Linked DNA regions of Homo sapiens: region 1 is linked to region 2. A link is a contact called in ENCODE Hi-C data. All regions are on one chromosome and are shown on one strand. The core of a region is the stretch at or near the end of the contact, and the rest is flanking DNA. Distances in the headings are between cores, read along the strand shown.

The links. Hi-C counts contacts between places; a loop is a spot of excess contacts on that map. Pooled maps may share reads with other maps.
Region 1: a loop to region 2 is called in a map of GM12878, with 4 times the contacts of the local background. The contact joins the enhancer-like site here to the promoter of LINC02227 in region 2. A Hi-C loop is called at or near these places in 1 of 168 maps with a recorded cell type or tissue (GM12878), 4 of 37 single-sample maps with no recorded cell type and 5 of 50 pooled maps.

The regions. Positions count from the first base shown.
Region 1 is chr5:158,951,672-158,958,861 of GRCh38, reverse strand. The region is part of intron 6 of EBF1 (EBF transcription factor 1); the gene reads left to right. Among named protein-coding and RNA genes, the nearest start is that of EBF1, 140 kb to the left of the region's middle. RefSeq lists enhancers at 302-351, 382-451, 180-1,042, 4,506-4,635, 6,308-6,965. Within about 2 kb of position 4,786, at least 5 of the 41 ENCODE cell types and tissues checked have a DNase peak (open chromatin) inside an H3K27ac peak, as active enhancers do; they include GM12878, where a contact is called at or near this core.
Region 2 is chr5:158,407,311-158,414,855 of GRCh38, reverse strand. LINC02227 (long intergenic non-protein coding RNA 2227) reads left to right here and starts at 5,083. Exons shown (of 7, transcript NR_109888.1): 1 at 5,083-5,210.

The sequences.
Region 1 (7,190 bases), core at 3,537-6,036, 540 kb before region 2:
TGGTTTAAAATATGCACGGCACATGGCATTGAACGTGGGAAGTGTTGTTAAGTTTTGAATGGGATGGTTAGAAAACGGCGTTTCTGGTTGTGTAAGAGTCTCTCATCTGGATCTGAAGCCTCTTCCGGGGAATTCCAGGCCTTCTCCCCTCTATGTCATAAAAATGACTGGGTGACTTCGCAAAGCAATAATACCAGTGGGATGTGTATATTAACCTGTCTGTGGGGGGAAAATGCTGAGAGCAACAGGCCTATAATTTAGGTAATAGCGATAGCCTATGAAAAACATGCTGCTTTTGCCTTGATGCTAATCAGGAAACCATCAGACAGTCTTCCCTGACTGAGTAAGGGCAGGGCGGGAAGGAAGTCAGCTGTCATCATGTTTTTGAAGAAGAAAAAAATGAGAGGTGAACTGAACTCTGTGATCGGAACCTCACTCTAAGGCCGCTTCCTGAATTTAAAGGTGTGGTACTCCAATCAGCACCGCAAATTGGAGGCATCTGATTTGCATGGATTAACAGGAGTGGGTCACAACCTTCTGACAGGTCAATGGCACCACTGGGGATTTGAAGAAAACTTTGATTCTCCCTCTTTTCCCCCTCTGCCATGAAGCAATCATGCTGTTCTATTGTAAAAGAGGATCCCTTACTTATAAAGCCAAGCTTGTCATTTAAATTCACTCAAGTTAGGACACCACCGAGCTCTGTCAGATGTCAGTCTCAATTCAGCAGGAGAATGTTTTTCAACAGCTTTCTAACCTCTTTGCCGGGAAACACAGAGGCTTGGATCAAGGGGGAGGGGCAGCTGACTGGGCTTGAAGGATTTTTACAGAGGCAAGATTGGAATTTTTCATTTCAGGCAGGTTTTCTTTTTCTTTACGTTTTCTTATTATTATTTTTTCCTTTTTCCCTCTAAGCCTCGTGTAAAAGATATTCCCACAAAAAGAGAGTGAAAAAAAGTCAGATTGGTTGTAAGGACCACTTCAGTTGAGGGTCTCCTTGAAGGTATTTAAACCTGGGAGTGATGTTGGCATCTTTTCTGCATTAGGGGTATTGGCTGTTTGCCAATCATTTCCCTTGAAAAATATCATGCGGCCATAAAGGAACTATGAAATGTTTGGCAGAGGAAGCGTCCATGGCAGAATAGGGACAAAGGGAAATGGAGATTTTCTGATTCAGCCTCTGGTGCCAGACCCAAATAAAAAGAAGAGGCACATGCCATGGAACTATGGCTTACCTGAAACACCCTGGGTCAAGGAGCTTTGAAATGGTAGTGGCAGAGTTGGGACCATTTTTTTCTTGAACCTTGATTAACCAAGTGCTCTGGAGATAAAATGTTCAGAGAGTTCTAATATACTCACTTGCTACGTATTGTTTTCTACATTTAGCTACAACTGTTGATTCAGCATCTCCTATAGGCCAGATATTATGCCAGACCTAATTTGCAACAAAACAGATTTGGTTCCTGCCCTCTTGGGACTTCCTGCTTAGACCTGCCTCATCAATTTTCATTTCTTATGTGACTTAATCTTTGTCATTTAAATTCCAGTATTTTCTTGCATCCATGACAGTGCTTACCATTGTATTAATAATACCTTACAGAAAAGTCTGGTAAATATCTATAATTTTATTGGCTGTTCAAGTAATGTTTAAATTTATGAAGCCTCAGTTTTCTCATCTGTAAAATGGGGATAATAATGTCTATCTCACAGGGCGCTTGTGAAGAGTGAATGGTATAATGTATAGAAAGCACTCAGCAGAGAGCTTGGCACAGAGTTCTTAGTAATTGGGAGCTGCTAGCATTTTTCATTAGAAGTGTGGCTCACGCCTGTAATCCCAGCACTTTGGGAGGCCTAGACAGGTGGATCACAGGGTCAGGAGATCGAGACCATCTTGGCTAACACGGTGAAACCCGGTCTCTACTAAAAATACAAAAAATTAGCTGGGCGTGGTGGCAGGCGCCTGTAGTCCCAGCTACTCCGGAGGCTGAGGCAGGAGAATGGTGTGAACCCGGGAGGTGGAGTTTGCAGTGAGCCCAGATCGCGCCACTGCACTCCAGCCTGGGCGACAGAGCGAGACTCCATCTCAAAAAAAAAAAAAAAAAAAAAAGAAGTGTTGGTGGCAGAGGTAGTGGGAGTGGTAGTACATGCTTAACATCTAGAACCTTCTCTTCTGGTTAATTCCATTGGAACCTTTCTATAATATTTTCAATATTTTCAACTTCTTTTTTCTTTTAGTAAGTATGTCTTTCTCAAAGAATTAATTGTTTGGATGGTTGAAGATAACTTGGAAGACCTTAAGGTCGTGATTTCATGATTTGAAACAAATTGTCAAGAGCTATTTTAGAAGGAATATCTGAAAGTGTGCGTGCGTGTGTGTGTGTGCGTGTGTGTGTGTGTGTCTATGTGTGCGTGCATTCTAAGGTACATCCTGCAATTAAGCTTCCAGTTAAAAGTCCAGTTTTGAAAACCCTCTTGAACTTCTTTTTGAGTTCTCTTTCTTTTAATGGTTACAAATGTCCTTTCAGGGAAAGTTACTCTCAGCTCTCATTCTCCTCCTGGTGAAAAACATTCAGAGACCATTAGGCTGCATCTCAGTGAAAGGAAACTGCAGCATAGAACTTGATCTGAAAAGCCTGTGACACACCGTGTCGCTCCAAAGTAGAAGCCTCCTTGGTACTACAAGACTGTGGACTGGAGTGTGTTGCTGGAGTTTGACATGGGTTCAAATCTTGCCTTTGCCATTTATTAGCTTTGTGACCTTGGGCAAATTTCTAAATCTGAAAGACACACACACACACACACACACACACACACACACACACACACACACACATTTATATTTATTTAATTAATGCAGTATCTGGCATATTCAAGCAGGAGCTTGTAACAAATAAGTAACAACTGTAAGAAATAAGTATTTGTTGCATAAACAAAGCAATGGCCTGCAGGTACTCCTCCTTTGGTAAGCCATTGCTAAGCAACTCTTTGCTACTCTTCCTTTCAGCTGCTGGCTGAACCTGCAGCATCTTCTTGTGACTCCCCTCAATGGTAGCACACTTCTACTCTTTGAGGGTTGATCTGAGTTTCGGAAACAGCCAGCAGTAATTTGATAACGAGGCTGGTGTAAAACATCAGTCGATTAAAGATCATTTTAGATCAGAAATGATGCGTCCCTGTAAGGGAACTACTATATTGAGATGAACTCAAAACATTCTGCCTGGATTTCCAAGAAGAGCTGCAAATGCTCTCAAGCAGTCTTCCAAAGTGACAATTAAGAATGGGATGGAATTCATTTTGATGTCCAGCTCTGGTCTAAAAGTCAGTCACATTCCAGGTCTCACTCTGGCCCCTGTGCTCTGGAAAGAGAGGAGCAGTGAGATATGGCCATTGTTGATATGAAAAGCAGAAGGTGGAGGTCCCAGGCTGCTGAGTTAGCCCTCAGTTTGAATCCTGCGTCTGCTGTTTTTTAGCTCTAAGTCCTGAGGCCTCTAATATACATCTACTCTGCAATTACTTCTCTCTCTCTCTCTTTTTTTTTTAGATGGAGTTTCGCTCTTGTTGCCCATTCTGGAGTGCAGTGGTGCAATCTCGGCTCACTACAACCCCTGCCTCCCGGATTCAAGCGATTCTCTTGCCTCAGACTCCCAAGTAGCTGGGATTACAGGTGCCCGCCACCACTCCCGGCTGATTTTTGTATTTTTAGTAGAGATGGGGTTTCACCATGTTGGCCAGGCTGGTCTTGAACTCCTGACCTCGTGATCCGCCCTCCTCGGCCTCCCAAAGTGCTGGGATTACAGGCGTGAGCCACTGCGCCCGGCCCAATTACTTCTCTGTAATTTTTTTCCCCTGAGGATTGGTGGGGAAAAAAAATGCTTGGCACATAACACTCCATGTTAAGTTTCAGGATTATTTCTTCTTTTTACATTATTTTAGTTTTTTGTTCATATGTACTCAGGGCTCACACTTTGCTTGGCTCCGTAAGTCCTAGAGAAAAATGGTATGAGAAATGAATTCACATGAAGCATTAGTGCCTTAGTCTCTTACTGTTTTTACCTTTCCCGTGAATATTTGTGCTTACAAAATGGTGTCCAGAAAGGCAGTGCCTCAGCGAGATAAATATGTTTCTAATCTTAGCATCTTGGGCAGAGTGAGGCTGGCATCTGAGGTCAGGGAGGCCACAGGGCCACGCTACTGACCGCATTGGTAACAGACTCCATTAGGTTGACAGAAAGGTTAAGGTTCCTGGAATCTGTCTCTAAATTCTCCGTACCCCCTCATTAGGTTAGAAGCCAATGCCAATACAAGTAACCAATACCAAACCCTCTCTTGCTTACAGAGGCATTATTAAGTTGGGGGCACCCTAAGAACAATTCATTGCAAATAATTGTTGGCACATTTATTCTCATGGCACAACTTTCAAAAGCAAATTAATTATAAACTGGTTGCAATTTAATTCAGTTTGTCTGGATTATGTGTTTGCAAGGCCTAGAGTACATTTGGCACCGTTGCTGGCACATTTGGATTTTAATGTCTTTGACAAGCCACAGCTTCCTTGGCCTGGGTAAACGGCCTACTGCCATACTGTCATTTAACTAGATTGCGTCAGAGTGACTCTTTAGCTTCGCGGTGGGTCTTCAGTTTACAACCTCCACGCCACCCCATCAGCCGCACGGGCATAGATCTCAACATGTATCAGGAAACTGGAAGAAAGCTGTGAACAGAATACTCTGAGAAAATGATGGTTAATCGTGTAGAAAAGTTTAACTATTTGCATCAGCACAATATTACACAGGCACATACGACTTTCAGTTCCCTAAACCTGAGAAAAGGTTTAACAACATTGTGTGAAATCTGACATCTTGCTATTCATATAAATGTGAAAGGCAGATTGGGAAAAATACAGTAAAATCCCCGCTTTTGTGCAGAGAATGGTGCATATTTTTCCCCTAATTATGGAAGGTAGCCTTTTATTTCTTCTGAATTCATTCATTTCTGAGCCTGTGTTTTCAGCTTGCTTATGAAACTCAATTATAAAACCAGGGTTAAAAATTAAGTCAAGTCACAGGCTATACTCCTCTTTGATTCTGGGGCTCCTGAGAACTTCCAGCCCTCTGCCACTGGCTTGAAAAATCTCTACCCTTACAAATCTCTCAAGCTTTCATGCACCTCTCCTACACAGCAGATTAATTAAGGAAAAAGATGGAAAACTCCTGGCACCATTTTATCTTTCCAAACTGTGATTTGCCTCTTCCCCCTAAATCTTCCCTTCCCTCTCTTCTGCTCCTTTCTCAAAAAGAAAGTGTATGATTGTCAACTTTCTGAGTTCAAGACAGTGGAGGATTAAACTGGCCTTACTGAGATTTGAACTTGTGACTCAAGTCATTGGATTTTGTGAAAGAGGCCCAAACTCTCCGGACTGGACAGGTTACAGCTCCGGTTTCTGTCCCTCTGCTGCCTTTTCCTGGGTAGCATGATGATCTCTGGCATTTATCTATCTATGAGGCTTGCAAAATCGCGGCCTGTCATAATGGTAAATAAAATGTGTTAAAGTTAATATGAAGAAGAAAGGAGCAATTACAACTGCTTAAAACAGTCTTCAAATATACTTAAGCAGAGGTTTGCCACGTAAACACACAATTAAAGCAGGAATTTGTGATGGATGCAAGGGTTTGACGGTCCCAGACATACTGTTTACTGGTGTAGTTAGCAGATGGATAAGTCAACTGATCCCAGATGTGCAGCTTATAAATATAAACTCATGTCTTACTAGTGATGTATGTCTGCAAGTAGCAACAAATTACTTTCTATTTAACTCTTGACTGTTTACTAGGGGGAGCTTTGTAATGCTCACTTGCTTAAAAAAAAAAAAGGATTTTTAAACAAGTTTCCTCTTTTAAAAGTGGTAACCAAATATCTAAAAAAAAGGTACTTTGGTGCAGAAGTTGTTTTAAAGGACAGGTTTAAATAGGCTTACTTTTTTCTTTTAAGTTCAGATACCTAAGCCTTATGTCCCTAGCCGCAGTTTTCAGATATTTGCAGCTAATTAATTCTTAGGAAATCTAATCTGAATTGAATTAATTTTCCCTTTTAGGGCACACGAAGCAACTTTTAGGTAAGAAAAAAAATGAAAACAGCTTTTGTTGCACATAATTCTTGCAACTAATGAAAAGTAATATTGCTGTTCCCTTCAAATAATGCAATAACAAAACACCAAATGAGAGCATTGCATTGTATTGTTATATTTGCTGTTTAAATAATTTAGCTGCAAAAATCTGAGGGCTGCTTTAGCTGTAATTAATTATTCATTAATGACATGCTAATTGCACAATACCTTTGAATATTTAACAAAATGCAAAAACCAGGCTCTGAAGTTATGTTTTTAGTGCAAGGGGGAGAAGATTCTTTAGTCCATCACTGTACCAGGAGGACAAAAAAAAAGTCCTTTTTCAGATGCGAGGTAAAGTAGTAGTAGTGGCCTACTTTCCATTCACCATCTCAGTCACCCTTTGTGCCGTGGAATATAATGTCCTTATCTAGACTTAACAATTGACAGGGTGGTAAATCCCTTGACTTTTGTCCAAATGATTTCTCTACAAAAATGGGTTAATTATCGCCTTTCCCTAGCTTTTTGACTAACAAAAGGCCCTGGATCTCTTTTTTCCTTTCTTTCCTATTTACTGTAAGGAGCTCTTTGAAATGTGATAGTTTAATCGGCAACACCTTCTACAGGGGGAATACTGAGAGGCCGGCCTGGCCCTGCCTGGAGCTCAGGTTGCTCTGTGAACATTACCGTGGTTAGGAGATATGACCTTTATTATGCCAAAGCCATCCTGGACTTTCAGGATGAAAAACTCCTGAGTGCTCGGTAGTCGACTTCATTTGTTTCTGCTAATAAAAGCTGGCGGGTTTTTAACAGTGTCTTTTAGTGGGTGGGATGACTAAAGGGCACAGTGTTGAACTGGCTTAGCTGTGTTTCACTAATTCCCTGCAAGACAGCGAGTTTGCATCTTTCTGTGTCCTGTCTCTGTTTCCAAGCCTGAAAGCTCCTCATTGTCTCTGACCTGTAAGTCAGGGATACTCTTCGTAGTGGATAAGCAGAGAAGAGGACTGGCTTTTTTTCTTTTTATTTGTCATTATCACCCTCTTGGTCCCAATCAGAGAATCACCAGCCCCTAATTTAGTACAAGGCA
Region 2 (7,545 bases), core at 3,834-6,333:
CTTCAGTGACTTGAACACTGAAGGGAGGTTATGAATTCATGTAATCAGGAGGAAGAAGGGTAGGCTTCAGATGAAGTGAGATCCAGAGGTTAAATATTCCCATAGTATGCACTTTCCCTCTGTTGGATATCCTATAGTGATGTCTTCATCCTAAAGTGGCTGCCCAGCAGGTCCACACTCTCCCCTTATGTGACCAAAAGACCTGCTATAGTTCTGTATTTTCCCTCTTTACACCACACTGCCCACAGGGAGTCATGAGGGTCCCCTCCTTGATTGGGAGGCACCAATCCCTCCCAAATCAGGTGACTGAGAATGGGAACAGCATGTTCTCCCATAGGAAACTCAGCATTCTCTTACCAAGAAAAGAGAGCAATCGATTCTGGGCAGCAAACAGCATGTGTCTACGATGCCAGGTGTGTTCTGTCCAATGCAGAGCACAGCATGACTCTTAACCTCCCTTGTTCCCAACAATGCTGTCCAACGGAACTTTTTGCAATCACAGAAATGTTCTCTATCTATGCTGTCCAGTGCAACAGCTACCTAACTATGTGTGACTGACTATTCAGTACCTGACATGTGGCTAATGCAACTGAAGCACTTTATTTTTGAGCTGTTTTAAAAAGTAAATTTAATTTAAATAGCCACATATGGCTAGGGGCTGCCATATTGTGCAGTGCAGTTCTAGAAACCGATACTCCATTAAAGTAACAGAAGATCACATTCGTTTCTCTGGGAAGCACATAATATTTATGGCATATAATGGAGCATATTATCAATAAGCTTTCATATCTTTTTTCTGTTTATGAGGCTACTGTATCATACCTTTGTCATTCTGTATACTTGCAATTAATTATTTAGACTTAACTACAAAATTTTACATTTATTTCAGGTTAAGTTTTCAGAGGATCCCCATCCTTAAAGATATTTCTTATCCTGAATTTTAAAAATTCATAATATTACTTGCTCTACCAATCCTATGTTGGTCTCTATCATGAAGGGAATCTAGCCTATAGCAGAGATTTTTTTTAACCTGTAGATTATGAATGGCTTCTAAGAGGACATGAAACTACTGAAGATTTTTGTGTGCTTCTACTATGCTGTTTTTGTTCCCTCCAAGGGAAATTTAAGTTCATTAAGTTTTCAAAGATTAAAATCAGTCATCAATAATTTGCACCTTTGCACAAATTATTAAAGCATGGCAGAAATCTATGACCTGCTGTTAAAAATGGCCATCCAGGTAAACAGGTAAACACCAGTGTTTAAACTACAGGCTCTGTCTCTGGTCCCTGACTGTTGCTCACCATGTGGCAGAGCCACAAAAATCAGAAACTTACACATGTTGGTCTCTTTCTTTAAGTTTTGACTTCTTCCCCAAATTTGCTAACTATTGTTCACGCTCTAGAGCCCTTGGGTAGTTTTTGTATTTTGTCTACAGTTTATAGTTGTTATGTGTGAGAGTGTCCTTCTTATTACATTATGCGTAACATTTATTTAACCAGATCTCTATTACCGACCATTTAGAATCTGACTAACATTTTTTTCCAGTCCAATCATTTCTGAAATGAACATCCTTATTTGTGCCTCTTGAGCAAGAATGCAACTAAAAATTGAGAAGTGGAGATGTGGCTTATGGAGTAAGCACATTAAGATTATAAAACATGTGGCAGAAGGTCCGGAAACAAATAATTTCATCATAAATAATATCATCATATGAATTAACTATTTGGTATGAATTAATATACATAATAGAAGTCCAACATTTATTCATTGTATGAAATGTACCAAAATGCTTTCAGACAGGGTGGCCGCCCTGTAGTTACCACCAACATGCTTTCCAAAGTGCCTGAGTGCTGCCAATGCCCTGGTATATACAGCTAAAGGAACTTTGAATTTTTTTCCTCTGGAACATTTGAAGAAGAGGCATTTCTATCCATTTGTAGTGAATTTTACATGACTATCAAAAGCCACAAGGCCAGAGAAAGTAGAAGTAATTGGGCAATCCAAAGCACTTATTTATCCTTGATATTCTTGCTTACATCTTAAAACTGGGCTCAGGACCATAGGGACCATCCCCGAATGCTTTGCCTTGTCTCATGCTGTGAGGCCATCAGGGAAACATTGTATTTGTACAATCCCGGAGCCACAAAGTTTGCAAAAGTGCACACTGTGAGGACAGGATGATGAAAAGGAAGCTTCTCTCAACTGTCCACCCCTAATGTAGGCCAGCCCCACTCTCAACAAACAGCAGCCTTCCCAAAGAGCAAACGTTAAGGATTATTAAACCTTCATTTCTTAATTTCCATTTTGATTCAAAAATCGCAGGAGACTATGATCTTACTTTATGATTCTTTCCCTATGCAGTTGGAATTGGTGATCTGACATTTATAAGCTGGGAAAGGTAGGGTTTTTCTTTATGGCATTAAATATTCTCTTTCATGATGGTATTTCACTTTACAAATGGCAAATATATCATGATGTGACCTGCGTAGAAGTGTTTTCAAGGGAGGTTTGGGAGTTCTGAAAAATTCACCTTGCTGTGTGGCATGTTGAAAGCCCACTATCACGTCTGATGCACTTTATGCTGGCACCATGCACCATATTGGTGAGAGAAAGCTAACCAATACGGGGAAAGACTTGGAGTTTCCATTTCATATTCAGCAAAGTTGTTTTTCTAATGAATTCTAAGAACACAACAAAGATGCCATTGGTATCAAGCTCTTTCATATTTTTTTTTCAGTCAGGTGTTTATGCAGGAAATACTAAGCATTCACATGTGCCAAACCTCAATCTAGACCCTGTGGGGAATACAAACGTGAAATATCCTTAGACCAGCTTAGGGTAGGGTCCTAGGTAGTTTCTTGCTCAGGAGAGCTTCCAAGGTCAGGCTCTTTATGCAGTTCAATGTGGCAGTATTGACATTTTAAGAGAAATACAGTTTGTACCTTTATGGAAAGAATATAGAGCATGTGAATGTTAAGTAAAAAATTACAACTGTGTGAATTCACAGTGACGTGAAAGTTCTCACCCTGCTTTATAACTTAAAGCCAGCTGAGTTTGTGTCCCTCCCTCCCCATTAGACAGTAGACATCCAGTGAGCAATGAGCCTCTTGCTTTTTATCCTCCCAGTTCATTTCATTCTTTCTCCTCCCTTATTGATGGAGTGACCCCTATGTGCCCGGCACCCTGTAAGAATAGGAAATGCACACTATGCCCCCCGGTACTCTTGCTTATGCTACCTGAGGATTCGAAGGCAGGCTTTACCTTCATAGCTCCTACAAGGTGATCATGCCTTTTCCTTCTCTTAGCAGAGTTCTAAGAATGCCCAGGACCATAAATCAATAAGTTGTCCGTGGCAAACAATCTACCAGAGCTTGGGGATAGCTGGGCAGTATTTCTCTAGGGAACGAAGGCTGGCTAAATAGCCAAAGTTTATTGAAGTGCTCCATACATTGCTTAAGACTAGAATTCACAGTCAACTGCCTGGGGTGGCTTTCACTCCATCCTTCCTTCCAAGAACCACAGAGATGTAGTAAATGAGCCACAGGAATAGGGATTTCTTCCAGGCTGGAGATATTACAACCCTTCTCTCAATATAAGAGTTGGCTTGAAAAGGCAGCATTCACTATTGAGGGGATAACTCTGAAGAGGGCTTGTGGTTATAATGGTTTTATGATTATTTTGGATCTTTGTAAAGACTCCTGTGTTTGGGTACTGATTCCACACTGGAGAGATCACACAAACATTCCTTAACATTAGTCTGTGGCTTTGTTAGACAGAATTGAAAGAGCTCTGTGTCCATTCCAGTCCCCAGTCATACCCAAAATCATCTGTCATTCACATGACTGTGGATTTTTTTTCAAAATTAGACTGTTAGTCTTCTGGGTTTTTTTTGTTTTGTTTTTGTTTTTTTTAATTACATATACAAAAACAGTCTCCAGGAAGTCTGTGCTATGTGTTGAAAACAAAGGATACTTAAGTGAGGTTGTTGTCTTCCAAAAGCCTATAGATAAGAAGGTAATATTTGCTAGTTTAAGTGCAAACATATGTACACATACATATATATATATAAAAACAAACAAATAAACAAGTTGGAAAAATATCTGCCCCTTTTATCTATCATTAATCAATGGATCAGGAAATACTGTCTGAGAAGCTATCCTTTGGGGGAAGTCTACACTATATGTTGAAAATAAAGATGTTTAAGTCAGGTCACTGTCTTCCAAAAACGTATAGATGAAGAGAATTTTCATTGAAATACACACATACATACATACATACGTAAAAATAAATATTGCATGTTCTCACTCATATGTGAGAGCTGAAAAAATTGATCTCATGGAGTTGGAGAGTAAAATGATGGTTACCAGAGACTGGGAAGAGCAGTGGGTGTGGCAGGGATTGAGGAGGAGTAAAGACCCAGTTAATGGGTATAAAAATACAGTCAGGGAGAAAGAATAAGATCTAGTGTTCAGTGGCACAAAAGGGCAACTATAGTTAATAATTTATGGTACATTTCAAAATAACTAGAAGAGTGGAATTGGAATGTTTTTAACAATATTTATGCTATATTTCAAAATAACTAGAAGAGTGGAATTGAAATATTCCTATCACAAAAATATGATAAATGTTTGAGGTGATGGATACCCCAATTACCCTGATTTGATCATTATACATTGTATACTTGTATCGAAATATCACATGCACCCCATAAATATGTACAACTATTATGTATTCATAACAATTAAAATTTTAAAAAAATTTAACAGAATTTAGCAAAAAACCCCACACAGACATACATAAAAAAACAAATTACCAGGTTGGAAAAAAAATACCAAAGATGAAAAAAGATATGCATTGAGCAAATATTTTCGAAGTATTTGTTTACTAGGCATGTTCTAGTGCCAACAGAGAGCTTTTATTTTAGGGAGATAGACAAATAATAAACAAGTAAATATTTAATTTCAGGTAATAGAAAGTTCTATAGAGAAAAAATAAAGTAGGATAAAAATGAATTATGAGAGAAGTGTGATATTTACATAGAGTGTGGTCAGGAAAGTCCCCTCTGAAAAGGTGATATGTGATATTAGGCCATGTGAAAATGTGTGTGGGAAGTAGTCATATGTCCAGATCATGCAGGACCCTGAAGATAACAGAAAGGGCTCTTCATTCTGTTATTTTCAGTAAGATGGAAGAGAATTTGGGGGTTAAAGGTGAGGACTGGCATGGCCTAAAGTGTGTTTTAATAGGATCACTGTGACTTCTGTGCTAAAAGCAGACTGCAAGGGACAGAAGCTGAAGCAGGAGGTGAGTTAGAAGTTTCCTGCAATATCCAGGTGAGAGCTGATGATGGCTTTGCCTGGGCTGGCAGTGGAAGTGATGAGAGATGGGTGAATGAATATTTTGAGGATAGAATTAACAGAAATTGCTTATTGGTTAGAAGTGAGGTGTGAGAGGAAGAGAGGAGTCAAGGAAAATACCAAGGTTTCTGCCTGAGCAATTGGGAAAATTGGTAGTTAAAATAAGGAAGACTGAATGAGGATCTAGACTGCATGGAGGTAGAGATGAAGGGAGGGGTGGTGAATGTCAGGAGCTCAGTTTTGGCACACTGAGTTTGACATGCCTATTAGACTTCCAAGTGGAAATGTTAAGTATGCAATTGAATAAACAGGTCTTGAGTTCCAGGGAGAGGTATCAAACTGGGGATACAAATTTGAGTGTATTTAAAACCTTTATACAACCTAGGGAGTGTATATAAAGAGAAAAAAAAGGTGTATATAAAGAAAAAAAGGACTGAACTAAAGAATGGCCCCAAAATTTAGAAGTCAGAGAATCAGAAAGACTCTGCAAAAGAGATTGAGAAGGAGTGGTCTGAAAGAGAAAAAGAAAACCTGGCACATACGATGCCCTGGGATTCAAGAGAAGAAATTCTCTCAAGGAAGAGAAATTTATCAACCACATCAAAAGCTATTGCTTGTGCAAATAAGGACTGAGAAATAAATTAAAAGCTAATTAAAGTAAAAAAAAAGAGGTAGAAGTATGTAGCTAAAAAGTGAATAGAGAAGATTAAATAGAATGTCTAAAAACAAACAAAAAAAAACCCCAAAAAACTGGTTTACTACAAAATAAAGTGGGAAAAAAGAGAAAAAGGCCAAAGAAGATATAGGACTTTCTTAAATAAAATATAGGACATATTTAAAACCCAAGCATATTAATAATTATATTAAATATAAACTGCTAAGTACTGCAATTAAAAGGCAGAGACAGTCGGGCGCGGTGGCTCACACCTGTAATACCAGCACTTTGGGAGGCCGAGGCAGGCAGATCACGAGGTCAGGAGATCGAGACCATCCTGGCTTACATGGTGAAACCCCGTATCCACTAAAAATACAAAAAATTAGCCAGGCGCGGTGGCAGGCGCCTGTAGTCCCAGCTACTCAGGAGGCTGAGGCAGGAGAATGGCGTGAACCTGGGAGGCAGAGTTTGCAGTGAGCCGAGATTGTGCCACTGCACTCCAGCCTGGGCGATACAGCAAGACTCAGTCTCAAAAAAAAAAAAAAAAAAAAAAAAAAAAAAAAAAAAAGGCAGAGCTTGCTAGACTAATTAAAAGTAGCAAAATTCATACATATGGTGTCTACAAGAAAAAAACATTTTAAATATAATGACATAGGTTACAAGTAAAAGGATGAAAAAGGTATACCATAAAAATACTATTATATAAGAAAACTGGAGTGAGTATATTCACATCAGATAAAGTAGACTTCAGAACAAAGAGCATTGCCAGAGGAAAAAAAAAAGGATATTTCATAATGATAAGGTTAACTTGTTAAGATAATGTTATAACCACAATGCAAAACCATATGTTCCCACTGGAATGGTTAAAATTTAAAAGACTGACAGCATCAAATACTTTTAAGAATGTAAAACAACTAGTATTCTCATACATTGCCAATAGGAGTGTAAAATGGTATAGCCAGTTTAGAAATCAGTCTACTAGTTTTTCATAGTTAAATTTACATCTACTTATGACCCAGCAATTTATTCATATGTATAGAGCCAAGAGAAATGAAAACATATGCTTTTAAAAGATGTGGATAAGAATGTTTATAGCAGCTTTGCTCAAAATAGCACCAACTTGAGACAACCCAAATTTCCAGACAGGAGAATGGAAAAAAATATGATATAATTATAAAATAGAGTACTACTCAGCAATTCAAAGGAATGAATCACTGTTACGCATAGCAACATGAATGACTCTCCAAGCTATTTTTTTTTAGCAAAAGAATTCAGATACCACAAAAAAATGCGGTTTTTGCAATTACTTTTAATTTAAACTTTTAAACCATAATTATGAAGTCCTGGGACAAGCAAAGCTAATCTACAATGATAACTCAGAAGAGTATGTACTTCTGGAGTGGTAGGTTGGTGGCAGGGATGAAGCATAAGGCTGCTTTCTGGGATGATGGAAGTGTTCTTTAGCTCTATAAGGGCATGGTTACTTCGCTACAGTTCATCTCACTGTATGATTATTATAACTCAACAAAATTG